Regions from separate parts of the Homo sapiens genome. Here all the other regions are linked to region 1. Evidence: chromatin contacts called from ENCODE Hi-C data. All regions are on one chromosome and are shown on one strand. Each heading gives the region's core, a stretch centred on a gene start or an enhancer-like site at or near the end of the contact. The rest is flanking DNA. Distances are from core to core; before and after follow the strand shown.

Region 1 (4,036 bases), core at 529-3,028:
GCTACTATTGGGGCATAACTGTAGAATAGAGAATACAATAATAAAAGAGAAAACAAGATTGAATTTCTTTCCCAGGAAAGGGAAGAGTACCAGAGGTCTTTAGGTAGGTAGCACTGGGGTAGAAGACAAAGAAATAAGGCATGCCTGTGTATACGAGATACCATACATGTCTCTACCGTAGCCCTTTCTGTGGGCTCTGAACAGTTCAGTAGTTGGGCACAGACTGGCCACTTCAAGTAGCAGCTGATGATGTGGTCCTCCATTTGGATGTTTGAGTAATCAAATTTATATGTTCAGAGTGGCCAGGCACTGGAATACTCATTCTTGCCAAACAAACTCCTATAATAATACCATTTCAACACAGTAGAAGATAATTAATGCATGTTTGTTTAGTGAACATTTGTTCAATCCAAGACCACAAGACCATACCAGGCTACAATACCAGGAAAAAAAAATTTTTGATAATTTAAAATTCCCAATTTGCTTACCGGTTAGAGTGCTGTAGTATACAGTGGTCCTCACAAAATTTTCCTTTGACATCTAGAAGAATACATGAGTCTGTTGGTGGCTGAAATCAATATTTACTACCACTATGTGGTACTTTCTTTGGGTCATATAGTTGATAATGAAGACTGGACACATACATGCTGCATGCTGATCACGGGTATCCCTTCATTACTCAAAAAGACATACCTAAAGGTTTCCTAGAAAGTATTTAAAGAGATCTGGCCCAGATAGAATAATTTATTCAACATTAAGGTAATTAACTCCTTGCTCCATCTTACTTTACACTCACTTCAAAATGAGTACACGTAGTATTTTTGCTAGGAAAATGCAATTAGCATCCCGTTCTTTATGATATATATTTTTTGTTGGTGGTTTCCAGGACTGTCCTGATGTTGGTGCAAGTCCGACATTCTGGGAAACCCCTCAGTCATGGGTGAACTAGGACAGGTTGGTCACCCTATGTTTGGCCAACAGAAAATATGCTACAATATATATTTTTTAAACTGAGTATAACCATTATCACTGAATGAAAGGAAGAAAGGAGAGTCCCCAACGATGCTCCCACCACTGGTTCTGCTTACACAAAACAGTACAAAAAGAATACCTACTTCTAAGTGGCAGATGGCGTCTCTTAAGGTAAATGTATAGATTCTTCTTCTTTCTAAATGTCTCTAATCTAACCCACCCTCTTCTCGCCATCCCTACTGCCTCTACCTTAGTTTCGATCTGATCATTTAAATAATTTTATGTATCGCTACTCCCTGTGAGAGTGAGCCCCTCAATCCCTCCAGGCACTTAAGGACTGTTGCAACCTAGCCCTCCGCCTACCTTTGGGGCCTCCGTTTAGAGTACTCATCTTACTGCGAGCAACACCCTAGAGCTCGCACTGCAATCGCCGGCCCCAGAATGCGCCCTGAAGTATTTCAGGCCACCAGGTCTTTGCAAATGCCATTCCCTGGGGCTAGACGGAACACAGAAGTCCAGTGCCTTCTGACGTGGGGACGGAGAGCCAGGGAGAGCGCGCGTGGCTTATGATCTGTCAACATAGTCTACACAGCATTAGGCCAGTGCGGCCAAGGAGGGATCAACATCACTCCGCACTTACCCGGTTTGTACCAGCGAGTGAAGTATCGATCCACGAGCGAAGGCACCACCGGCTCCGCGGCTTCGGGCTCGGTAGCCATGGCGACCTCCGGCGCCGCCACCCCCGCCCTCCGGGACCCCAGCGCTTCCTCCGCGCAGCCCGGACTGGGCGTGCTCTTCCGGCGCACAGCGCGTGTCGTGCGCACGCGCGCTGCTCTCAGGTCCGCAGGTTCCACCCCCCCCCCCGCCCCCCCCAATTACAGTGCTTTGGGGTTCGACATCAAAACAGAGATCAAATACAAAAGTTTGGGCAGATGGGCAAGAGGGCAGAGGGACAGGGGACGCGGCCAATGTAGCTCCTCTACCTCTACGGTGCCAGGCCTACAAAGAAGGCCGGCCGCCGTAAGTGACCAGAAGCGGGCCCGGCCTCGCCCCCTCCGCCTGGTGACGTCACTCCCGCGCCGCACTCCCAGTGCTGCGGCTGCCTAGTTGACGCACCCATTGAGTCGCTGGCTTCTTTGCAGCGCTTCAGCGTTTTCCCCTGGAGGGCGCCTCCATCCTTGGAGGCCTAGTGCCGTCGGAGAGAGAGCGGGAGCCGCGGACAGAGACGCGTGCGCAATTCGGAGCCGACTCTGGGTGCGGACTGTGGGAGCTGACTCTGGGTAGCCGGCTGCGCGTGGCTGGGGAGGCGAGGCCGGACGCACCTCTGTTTGGGGGTCCTCAGGTAAGCGATCCATCCAGGGTAGGGGCACGGGAGTGGACCTCTCCGCCGGCGGTGTCCGGGTGAAGGAGACCCGGAGCCTCCTCTGCCTGCTGCGGGCCGGGGACTGGAGTGCGGGCTGCACCACCTCTTTCCTAGAGCCTTAAATTCTTTTTGCAGCCTTGCCACCTGCTCCATCGGGGGCGCTGGGAGGCGCGACAGCCCAGGGATGCCTGCTGCCCCTCCAGCCGGACTTAACCCAGCCTCTTGATTGCTTGCAGGGGGTTGATAATAACGCTGAAAGCGAGAGTATTAATTCACGATGGAAGGCGGCGGTTAATAGAGGCTCGGGTGCTGTGGTGCGGGTCCTTTCTCGCGTGTGAGACTTTTTCGTGGAGGTGGTGTCCTCTGTGCTTCTCCATCTAACGTGGTGTTTTACGTGGCTTTCTCTCCCGTTAACGATGATCTCCGTGGAGACAGTGGCTGAGTAATCTTCAGATCCCAGTACTTAGCAAGTGCTCAGTCGGTGTTGGATGTAGGCCACAAACCGGATCGTAAAGAATTCAACTGTATATTGACAGCCACGGAACTAATCAATGAATAGATCCGTATGAAGAGTAAGCAAAAAGGCAGCAAAGACAGTTTTTCAGCTTGGGGACATAGAGTAGAAATGGTCTGTCCCCAAATAGTGGGAACTGTCATTTGGGGGAAGAATAGCAAGTTCTTTGCTTTCCAGGTCGCATTTGATGTGCATGTGAGACATGCTTGTGATTCTATCAGGAGGTTGAAAATGTGGGTTTAGTGGTAAGTTTGGGCTAATTCAGTCAGGGCTAGGCATTTAGGCCTAATCAGCGTATTGGTGATCTACCTGGTATATGTAATCATGCATGTGATGTCTAGCCAAGAGGTGGATAGTCGAAGGAGCAAGGGAAGAAAATGAAGCAGTTATCAGGAAATTAAGAGAGAATCCACGATTGACCTTTGGTGTGGAGGGATCTTTAGCACATTTAAGAACTGCGAAGAGTTTGAATCAGTGGAGGCAGGAAGGTTGGAGGTTGCAGATGTCCAAGAAAGAGTACTAATAGGCCTAGGTCCTGTGGCAATATGGAGGATATTCCTTTCCTAGCCTGGAAAGAAGTGGAGGGAAGTCTTCCTCCGAGAAGATAAGGGAATAAGGCTGATGGGTGTGAAATTTCAGAGAAACTAGTTTTGAGGCGTTTTTATGATGTTTAAAGATGAAAAACGCAGCCAGGCACGGTGGCTCAGGCCTGTAATCCCAGCACTTTGGGAGGCAGAGGCGGGTGGATCACTTGAGGTTAGGAGTTCAAGAACAGCCTGGCCAACATGGTGAAACCCTGTCTCTACTAAAAATACAAAAATTAACTGGGCATGGTGCCGGGCGCCTGTAATCCCAGCTACTCCGGAGGCTGAGGCAGGAGAATCGCTTGAACCCGGGAGGCAGATGTTGCGGTGAGCCGAGATCGCGCCATTGCACCCCAGCCTGGGCAATAAGAGCGAAACTCCGTCTCAAAAAACAAAAAAACCTGCATGATATGTTAGAGGTTCAAGTAATTTCTAGCAGTTCTTGAATATAATTGTCACCAAAACTTACTAAAATCATTGTCTTCCTCACTTCCATCATATATAAACTTACCTTTCTCTTATCCCACATTATATATTATATAATTCCTATGACACTTGACATTATCTTCTGTGTACTATTAGGATTGATTCATCTTTATTCTT
Region 2 (4,036 bases), core at 1,021-3,520, 2.7 Mb before region 1:
AGCTGGCAGTGTTTCTGCTGCCCTCTCTTCTGGAAGTTCTCCATCTTCCAGAAGATGGGTTGACACAGAGGGTAAGCGTCCACTTGTTTAACTTCCAAAGTCCATAAACTCCCTAAATCCCCAAAAGTCAAACACACTAAATACTATTGCATGGTCTTAGTTTATAAAGCAGTGTGTGAAATCATAATGGGATAACTGATATACAATCCAAATATCACTATCTTTAACCTAATTATCTATATCATCCTAACAACTACTGCATTCCTGACACTCAACCTAAATTCAAGCACCACAACCTTATTACCATCTCGCGCCTGAAACAAATTAACATGATTAACATCCCTAATCCTATCAATTTTACTATCCCTAGTAAATCCCATTATGATTTCACACACTGGTCCAGGGCTCCCTCACGCACCAGCAGGGCTTCTGGCTGACTACAAGGAACAGAGGTTGGAGCTTCATATGCTGAAGTGCCTTGGATGGAGAGTTCTTTCCTATTTTTTCTGGAGTCTTTTTTCCATCACTTTTTACATAATCGGCAACAAAGCCCTTTGGGGCCTCAGCACTTTCCCAGTTCCCCAGCCATCCCTCAGTTAACTGCCAATAAAAATTACAATCTCACTAACGCTAGTGAGAATTTAATGAACTAGGTAAATTAAATTTTACCTAGTTCAATTCACCTAGTTTACCTAGTTCAGGGCCCGCCCCTCCACCACTCATTTTATGACTCCAAATTATCCAAACTGCTCTGGAAGGCATCAATAAAGTTGTTAGCTCCTTGACTATTTTCAGCTCTGGAAAAACAATCTGGAGGAACAATCCAAGGTAAAATTATATCCACTCAAAGTACAATCATTAAAAGCAGGCTACCTGGCAACATAGAAAATTTTGCCTCGGGAAAAAAAAAAAAAGGCTAGAAAAGAAATACTTTACAACTACAATCGCTGACGCATTAGTATGATGGGGCCCTTCAAGCAGTAATACCACCATCAAGTACGATTTATACTTCGTGATGTCCTAGATGGTTTGATTTTTTGCAGTAGTAGAAGAAAACAGCATCGGGCTAAATCTCTCATCCCCACAAGACTCAATAAAACCTGTCAAATGAAATACAAATACATATTCACAAAATATTTCCTACTAGAAATTCTCAGAGTTTTGTACCCAAGTCATTAAGCACCTATTTATGGATCCTATGGAAAGGGGGGCGGTTCGCACACTTATCATTTAATCCCCATAATAACTCTGAGAGGAGGTATCATGGCCTTAATTTTGCATATGAAGAAACAGCTATTTCAACATAATAAGTCACTATCCAAGGTCATACAGGGGTGTCACAGCAAAGACTCACATCCAGCCTTTTGACTGGTGTTCATTGTTCTTCTCAGTGTTTTCTTAGTTCCTTAAACCCAAACTAAGCGTCACCATTAACACTATTTCCAGAAACCAATTTTCTGTCATATCAAACTGATGCGATCACAGTTGTCACTTGATATTCGAGACTTTCCCTGTTGTGGGCTACCCCAGATCCTACTAATAATGATCACCCTGCTTTTCGAATGTGAAATGCACGTTATTAAAATATTTTCACGAAATCGTAAGATGGCCAAAGTTTTGCATAACAATGTCACAAAAAGGAAGAGGGCAAGGAGGCTAGCTGTGCCCCCCAAGGCCCCGTGGGGCCGACTCGGCTCTTTCACAGGGCCACGTGGGAAACGTGAGTATCTTAAAGGTCGCGGTGGTGGCTGTGCTCAGTTTCGGGGTCACAGAGGCCCACGCTCCGCGGACCGGGGTCGGAAGGCGCCGTGGGCTTCCCGCGGCCAGTCTTCGAAGCCCCTCCACGCCCGCAGGCCTCACCTTGAGTGTCTCGTAGGCGGTTGCCACCAGCAGGAAAGCCTCCTCGGCGCTCTGCGGCGTCCGCCCGGGGCCCTCGTCTCCGGGCTGGGGCCGGTAGCGGTCAGGGTGGTAGCGCCGGGCCAGCTGGCGGTAGGCCCGCGCGATCTCCGCCTTGCCCGCCGAGCGGCTCACGCCCAGCACCTCGTAGCAGTCCCGCGTGCCGCAGTAGAGCCCCTCCACCAGGGCCCCCGCGGGCCGCACCAGCAGCAGCGCCGGCAGCAGGGGCGCCAGCAGCATCCACCAGCGCCGGCCGGCAGCCCCGGCTCCCCAGCCGGGAGAGAGCAGCGGCGCCCCCATCCCCAGCCTCGCTGGCGGCTCTGCCACCCCAGCGATTCTGCAGCACTCAGCCGCGCGCCCGGCTAGTCCCGTCTGGCCCCAGCTACACGTCAGCAGCCGACGCCTCCGCGCAGGCGCACAGGGCGCGGCTACAGCAACTACTTCCTTCGCAACCCGTTGGTAGGGAGAAGGACGCCTCAGCCACTAGGCTGCTTCCGGTGTGTCACTGAACACCTTCCCCGTACCAGCAGCTGGAGGATTTGTTTGGTAGCACCTGGGGGATGGCTCTGTCCCGGGCGCACTTAGGCGGGCTGTGCGGAGCGCTTTACCTTCCACAGTGTCCGGCACACGCATCCTTTTCGACATCATCACTTGACCTGCTGCAATAGGTAACCTACCTGGCTCTCTCGCATCCCGTTATCAGCGTCAAGAAGATTTGCACGTAGGCCTTTAAAGCCAGCCACCAGCCCCGGGCGCCTTCCTCTCACTAACCCCATGCTGCCTTTCCAAACGGAAGATGAACTTAGCAATTCTAGGCGCTGCCTGTGTACTAGGTAGGGACCCTGAAAGTTCATAGCCATCTAGTTCAGTTTTTCTCAGCCTCCACGCTATTGACATTTTAGACCAGATAATTCTTTGCCTTTGAGGGGCTGCCCTTTGCATTGTAAGATGTTTAGCAGCATATCTGGCCTCTCCACACTAAATGCCAGTAGTGCCACCACCCCCAGTCATGACAATAAAAAATCTCTGTACGCGGGTCTGTGCGTCCACCTTGGGCTGCGCGTTCCCGGGACAACCTGCTGGAAGGATCAAGCGATCCTTCCAAAATGCTAGGATTACAGGCGTGAGCCACCGTGCCCGGCCTACATTTGAATTTCAGATAATAATTTTTTAGTATAAGTATGTCCAAAATATTGCATGGGACTATATGGCAACATGAAAAACTTTGCCTCAAAAAATCTGTTTCTATCATTCATCTGGTAAATGTTTATTGAGTCTCTACTCTGAGCCGGGCACTGTTACTTAGGCACTGGGGATACAGTGGTGAGCAAAGTAAACAAGAAGCTCAACTTCAGAGAGCATATATTCTGATGGAGGATGACAGTCAGTAACAAATAAATAAACGTTCAGATATAATCAACTCTTTTAATAAAGTGAAATCAAATACTGATACATAGCATTATATACTTATAATACATAATGAATATACATTATAATTTTGTATTTCTCATTGAATAAATATATATCTCTCATTACATATATCTCCCTCATTACATATATAATATATATAATCTCATTACACATATATGTCTCTGTCATTACATATATAACATATATGTGTCTATTTTTCACCTCAGCCCACTAAATATTGCATGGGACTATATAGCAACATATACAGTTATATATGTAATGAGAGAGATACATGTATATGTAATGAGATACAAAAGTTATATATATAATAACAATTTTGTGTATCATATATGCTTATTTACATTTGTATCTCATATATGTTTATATATGCTTATATATGGCTTATATATATGCTTATATATATATATAATGAGAAAGATAAAATGAATGGAAACACATGGGAGGGTCTCCTGAAATTATTAGGATCGGGATCAATTACAAGCATCAATTCCAGTAGGAGCTGACAGCTAAACTGACTTTGGAGGACGAATAGAGAATGGCTTGAAGGATGTGAATTAGAGAGGAGTTTGGGGACAAGGGAGTGTGAAATAAGTACCAAGAAGAGAAACGAGCCATGGGCAAGAAAAAAATAATAATAAAGCTTTTCAAAAAATGAAAGACAACCTATATGACTAGGAGTAGAGGTAAGGAGTGTAGGAGATGAAACTGG
Region 3 (4,036 bases), core at 1,055-3,554, 2.5 Mb before region 1:
TCCAGTTTGTGGCACATTAGATGTGTTCCTCAACCATCCAGTGCCATAAAAATCCCTATTTCATAAGATTGTTGTGGGGGTTAGATGAATTCATCCAAGTAAAACACTAGAATGGTGTCTGGCATAATTATTATTCCATTAGCCATTATTATCATTACTGATATGAAAGGACACCTGTAATACATTATTTGGTGAAAAGATAACGTTACATAATATGGGAAGTAGAGTTCCATTTTTGTCAAAACTAACAAAAATCTGTGTACACACATTCATGTGATTTGTACACGCAGAGAACCTGGAATTTCTTCATAGGAGGAACTAAGGATTTGTTAACTAGTCTTGCCTGGAGGTTAAAATTGCCTAACGGCCAGGCATGGTGGCTCACACCTGTAATCCCAGCACTTTGGGAGGCCGAGGTGGGTGGATCACCTGAGGTCAGGAGTTGGAGACCAGCCTGGCCAACATGGAGAAACCCCGTCTTTACTGAAAACACAAAATTAGCCGGACGTGGTGACGCATGCCTATAATCCCAGCTACTCGGGAGGCTGAGGCAGGGGAATCGCTTGAACCCAGGAGGCGGAGGTTGCGGTGAGCCGAGATCGCGCCATTGCACTCCAGCCTGGGCAACAAGAGCGAAACTCCGTTTCAAAAAATAAAATAAAATAAATAAATAAATGAATAAAAATAAAATAAAATAACAAACCCATTGTTTTTTACTCAGATTCTGTATTTATCTGGGGTGGCTTTGGAAGGATCCATTTGAAATTATGGGAAGTCAAATTTCCCCAAACCAGTCTTTGGTGCAGCTACTTTCTATAGTCACGGAAACAGTAAGGAAAGGTTGAATGCACCAAACTGTTAATAGGGATTATTTATGGGCATGAGTGGGATGAGGGGGGATGGTGGGTATGCAGTTGGGAGAAGACCTGTATACACCTCTCTATTGTTTGTAAGTAGTTCATTGTGTATTTATTTTGGAGGCAACATCAAATAAAAGAGGAGCATACATGAAAAAAGGGGTTGGTTAACTTAGTGTAGTATGAAGTTACAAACAAAAAAGGGTGATGGTAGTGCAGTGTTTTGAATTAACATGGAACAATGTGTGTGAAGGAATAATTGATCCAGAACTTTATTGTAGAAACCTGTCCCCATCAAAGCCATACATGGGGCTGTATATATATGTCCAGAGAAAAGGTCTTCTGCACACTTAACTGTAACTGTTAGTCATAATTTCTCTGCAGAGTGGGATGGTGGGGCTAGGAGGAAGGACTTTCACTTTTAATTTTATGATACTCCAAATCATTTGCATTTTTTTTTTACAAAAATTATGTATAATTTTTCTTTTTTTTTTCTTTTTGAGACGGAGTCTCGCTCTGTCCCCCAGGCTGGAGTGCAGTGGTGCGATCTCGGCTCACTGCAAGCTCCGCCTCCCGGGTTCAAGCGATTCTCCTACCTCAGCCTCCCGAGTAGTTGGGATTACAGGCGCGCGCCTCCACGCCCAGCTAATTTTTGTATTTTTTAATTAGAGACAGGGTTTCACCATGTTGGCCAGGCTGGTCTCGAACTCCTGACCTCGTGATCCACCCGCCTAAGCCTCCGAAAGAGCTGGGATTACAGGCGTGAGCCACCGCGCCCGGCCCAAGATCATGTATAATTTCTATAACAAAAACAATAAAGGAAATAAAAATGTCTTCAGTGTTGTACCTTGTACTTGGCCTATGTTACAACAGGAATGACATATATTCCATTTTTAAGACATTACTTAGGGCTTTATAGATTTCTGCTTTAAGGAATAAATGCAATTTCAATCTATTTAAGACTTGATTTCTTCTTATATAAAAAAAGTATCTGATCTTGTATCTAATTTGTTATGACAGTACCATCACTTAAAGTACAGCAATTATGCAACCCCTGAATTTGAATTTCATTTTGCAAGTGTACATGACCTCACGGACAAAGCGAAGGCAGAAAGTTAAAATCAGCATATCGAAAATAAATCACTCTAGTTACCGAAAAGAACATAGGGTATCTGAACAAAATCTCAGAGCTCACATAGGCATAGATACTTCCATGTGAACTTTAGGAATCTTGCCTTATCTAACTTTTGCAGGGCTGAGTGGACCCCCTGCTCCCGCTAGCCGTTTTGGGAGCACCAGCCACCTCCACACCAGAACTGGGCTGTCGGGGGCCGCTGCGGCGCAGGGGCTCGTCCGGGACTGAGTCAGCGCCGGGGCCGAGAAGTTCGGCGGGAGGCGCAGGGCGGGGCTTCCTCCCGCCGACTCCGAGCCCGGCTCTACTTTTCTGAGTCCACGTCTCTTCCTTTGGACAGGCGTGTTTCCCCAGGTCGGGCCCAGCCAACGTGACAGCCGCAGACCTCGGAAAAGGGCGCTCCGGCCCCGCCTCGAGGATTTCCCCCGGCCGCTAGGGCAGCCCGGGCCCGCTCGGCCCAGCCCCTCACGGACTGCGGCGCGCGGCTCCCCGGGGCCCGGCCCGCCGAACGCCTCGCTCTACAGCCCTCACCTCGCGGCGCCGAGCGCAGCGTCCGCGGCATGGAGACCGGCTCCGACTCAGGTCAGAGGCCCGCCCCCGGGCCGCGGGGGACTGGCCCTGCGCGCGCGGCGGCGCGGTTAGGCCGGGCCGCCCGCACAGGCCGCCGCGTGTCGAGTCCGCGCGGGGAGCGCACGCGGGGCGGGCGGCGACAGGTGGGCAGGACGAGCCGCGAGCGAGCGAGGGCGGGCGGGCGCGCGAGGGGCCCGGCGGGGGGGCCGCTGGGAGGATGGCTCAGCTCTTTCTAAATATAAAACCGGCGTGAGTTGGGCGAGCGCGGCGCGGAGTCGCAGAGCCGCCGCGCGGGCCTGGCGCACGGGGATTCGGCCGCACAGACGGCGGCGGCGGCAGCGGCAGCGGCTCCGCAGAGGCGCGAGGCTGCGGGAGCGCCCGAGTCGCGAGCTCGCGGGGGCAGCGAAGGGCGACGCTCGCGACGCGGAGGACGCAGGCGGCGGCGGCGGGCGGGCCTCGGGGCACAGCGCGGTCCGCGCCGAGTGAACGGAGGCGGCTCGCGGCCCCTGCCGCACCGCGAGCCGCGAGCCCCCCGGCCGCGCCCTGCCCCCCCAGCCCCTCCCTCGTTCCCTCCCCGGCGCAACATGGCTGCGGCCGCCGCCTCCGCCTCCCAGGATGAGCTGAGTAAGTGCCGCGGCCGAACCTGCGGCCGCGAGCCGGAACGGGCGCCGCGCGGTGCCGGGGGCCGGCGGCCGCATGAGGGCTGGGGCGCCAGGCCCGGTGGGCGGGCGGCGGCCGCGGCGTACGGGGAGCTGGGGAGCCCGGGCCTGGCGGACGGGCGGGGCGCGGACCGTCGCCGCTGGCGTTTGTAGGCCTCAGGTTTGCACCGTCACGTTGCGAAATTGAAACCGGAGCCCCGGGCGGAGCCACCTCTGCCCGCGATCCGCCCTGGCCCGGGGTCGGGGGAGCCCAGCCCCCTGCCCACTGAGCCTCGGCTGGCGGGAGGGCCGGAGCCCCGGGGTGACGGGCAGTGTCCGCCCGTCCCGTCTGACCCCGCCTGGCCCCGGGTCCCCGACGGCTGGTTGAGTTATAGAAATGGAGCTTTCGGGAAGGGGGAGAAGGTGCCTTTTTGTGACACTCTAGTAATCAGCCGAAAGGTCACGAATAGGCGGTGACCCTCAGATGGAGCAGGGAGGGCGGAGAGGGTCGCCGGTCGAACCGCAGGAGAAACCACGGGGTGACAGCGCTTTCAGAAAGGAGAGTTAGTGCCCCCTCGATCGTACGCGGTGCAGCCTTCCCGGGGACGGCGGTCCCTGTCTGGGGAGAGCGGTGGTCACCCTGAATCCCAGGCCGCCCCGCCCGCCGCCGGGGTTCGCCTCAATGCTTTGTGGGAAGTGTAGTTCCGGGGCGCCGCGGACCCACGCTGGGGTCATAAATACCGAAGTTTCATAGGACATAGGACATGTGAGATAATTTCTGATTGCGTTTTGAGTGTTCTCCCCCCCAAGGGTTTTCTTTCTTTCCCTTTTTTTTTTTC

Evidence for each region. A loop is a pair of places that touch in the nucleus more often than their neighbours do. Pooled maps may share reads with other maps.
Region 2: a loop to region 1 is called in a map of CD4-positive, alpha-beta T cell, with 14 times the contacts of the local background. The contact joins the promoter of DNAJC25-GNG10 here to the promoter of ABITRAM in region 1. A Hi-C loop is called at or near these places in 4 of 168 maps with a recorded cell type or tissue (CD4-positive, alpha-beta T cell, CD8-positive, alpha-beta T cell and naive thymus-derived CD4-positive, alpha-beta T cell), 1 of 37 single-sample maps with no recorded cell type and 11 of 50 pooled maps.
Region 3: a loop to region 1 is called in a map of CD8-positive, alpha-beta T cell, with 5 times the contacts of the local background. The contact joins the promoter of ECPAS here to the promoter of ABITRAM in region 1. A Hi-C loop is called at or near these places in 1 of 168 maps with a recorded cell type or tissue (CD8-positive, alpha-beta T cell), 1 of 37 single-sample maps with no recorded cell type and 10 of 50 pooled maps.

The regions. Positions count from the first base shown.
Region 1 is chr9:108,932,142-108,936,177 of GRCh38, reverse strand. ABITRAM (actin binding transcription modulator) reads right to left here and starts at 1,778. Exons shown (of 6, transcript NM_017832.4): 1 at 1,613-1,778; 2 at 489-540. The coding sequence starts at 1,691. ELP1 (elongator acetyltransferase complex subunit 1) reads left to right here and starts at 2,054. Exons shown (of 37, transcript NM_003640.5): 1 at 2,054-2,314. RefSeq lists a silencer at 1,552-1,831 and an enhancer at 2,582-2,811.
Region 2 is chr9:111,629,568-111,633,603 of GRCh38, reverse strand. It overlaps DNAJC25-GNG10 (DNAJC25-GNG10 readthrough), which reads right to left and starts at 2,270. Exons shown (of 3, transcript NM_004125.4): 1 at 1,861-2,270. The coding sequence starts at 2,196. DNAJC25 (DnaJ heat shock protein family (Hsp40) member C25) reads right to left here and starts at 2,270. Exons shown (of 4, transcript NM_001015882.3): 1 at 1,861-2,270. The coding sequence starts at 2,196. LOC107987116 (a long non-coding RNA gene) reads left to right here and starts at 2,401. Exons shown (of 2, transcript XR_001746897.2): 1 at 2,401-2,564. RefSeq lists enhancers at 1,537-1,586, 2,317-2,406 and a silencer at 1,937-2,226.
Region 3 is chr9:111,482,651-111,486,686 of GRCh38, reverse strand. ECPAS (Ecm29 proteasome adaptor and scaffold) reads left to right here and starts at 2,304. Exons shown (of 50, transcript NM_001364929.1): 1 at 2,304-2,571. RefSeq lists silencers at 2,205-2,744, 2,865-2,984, 3,255-3,674.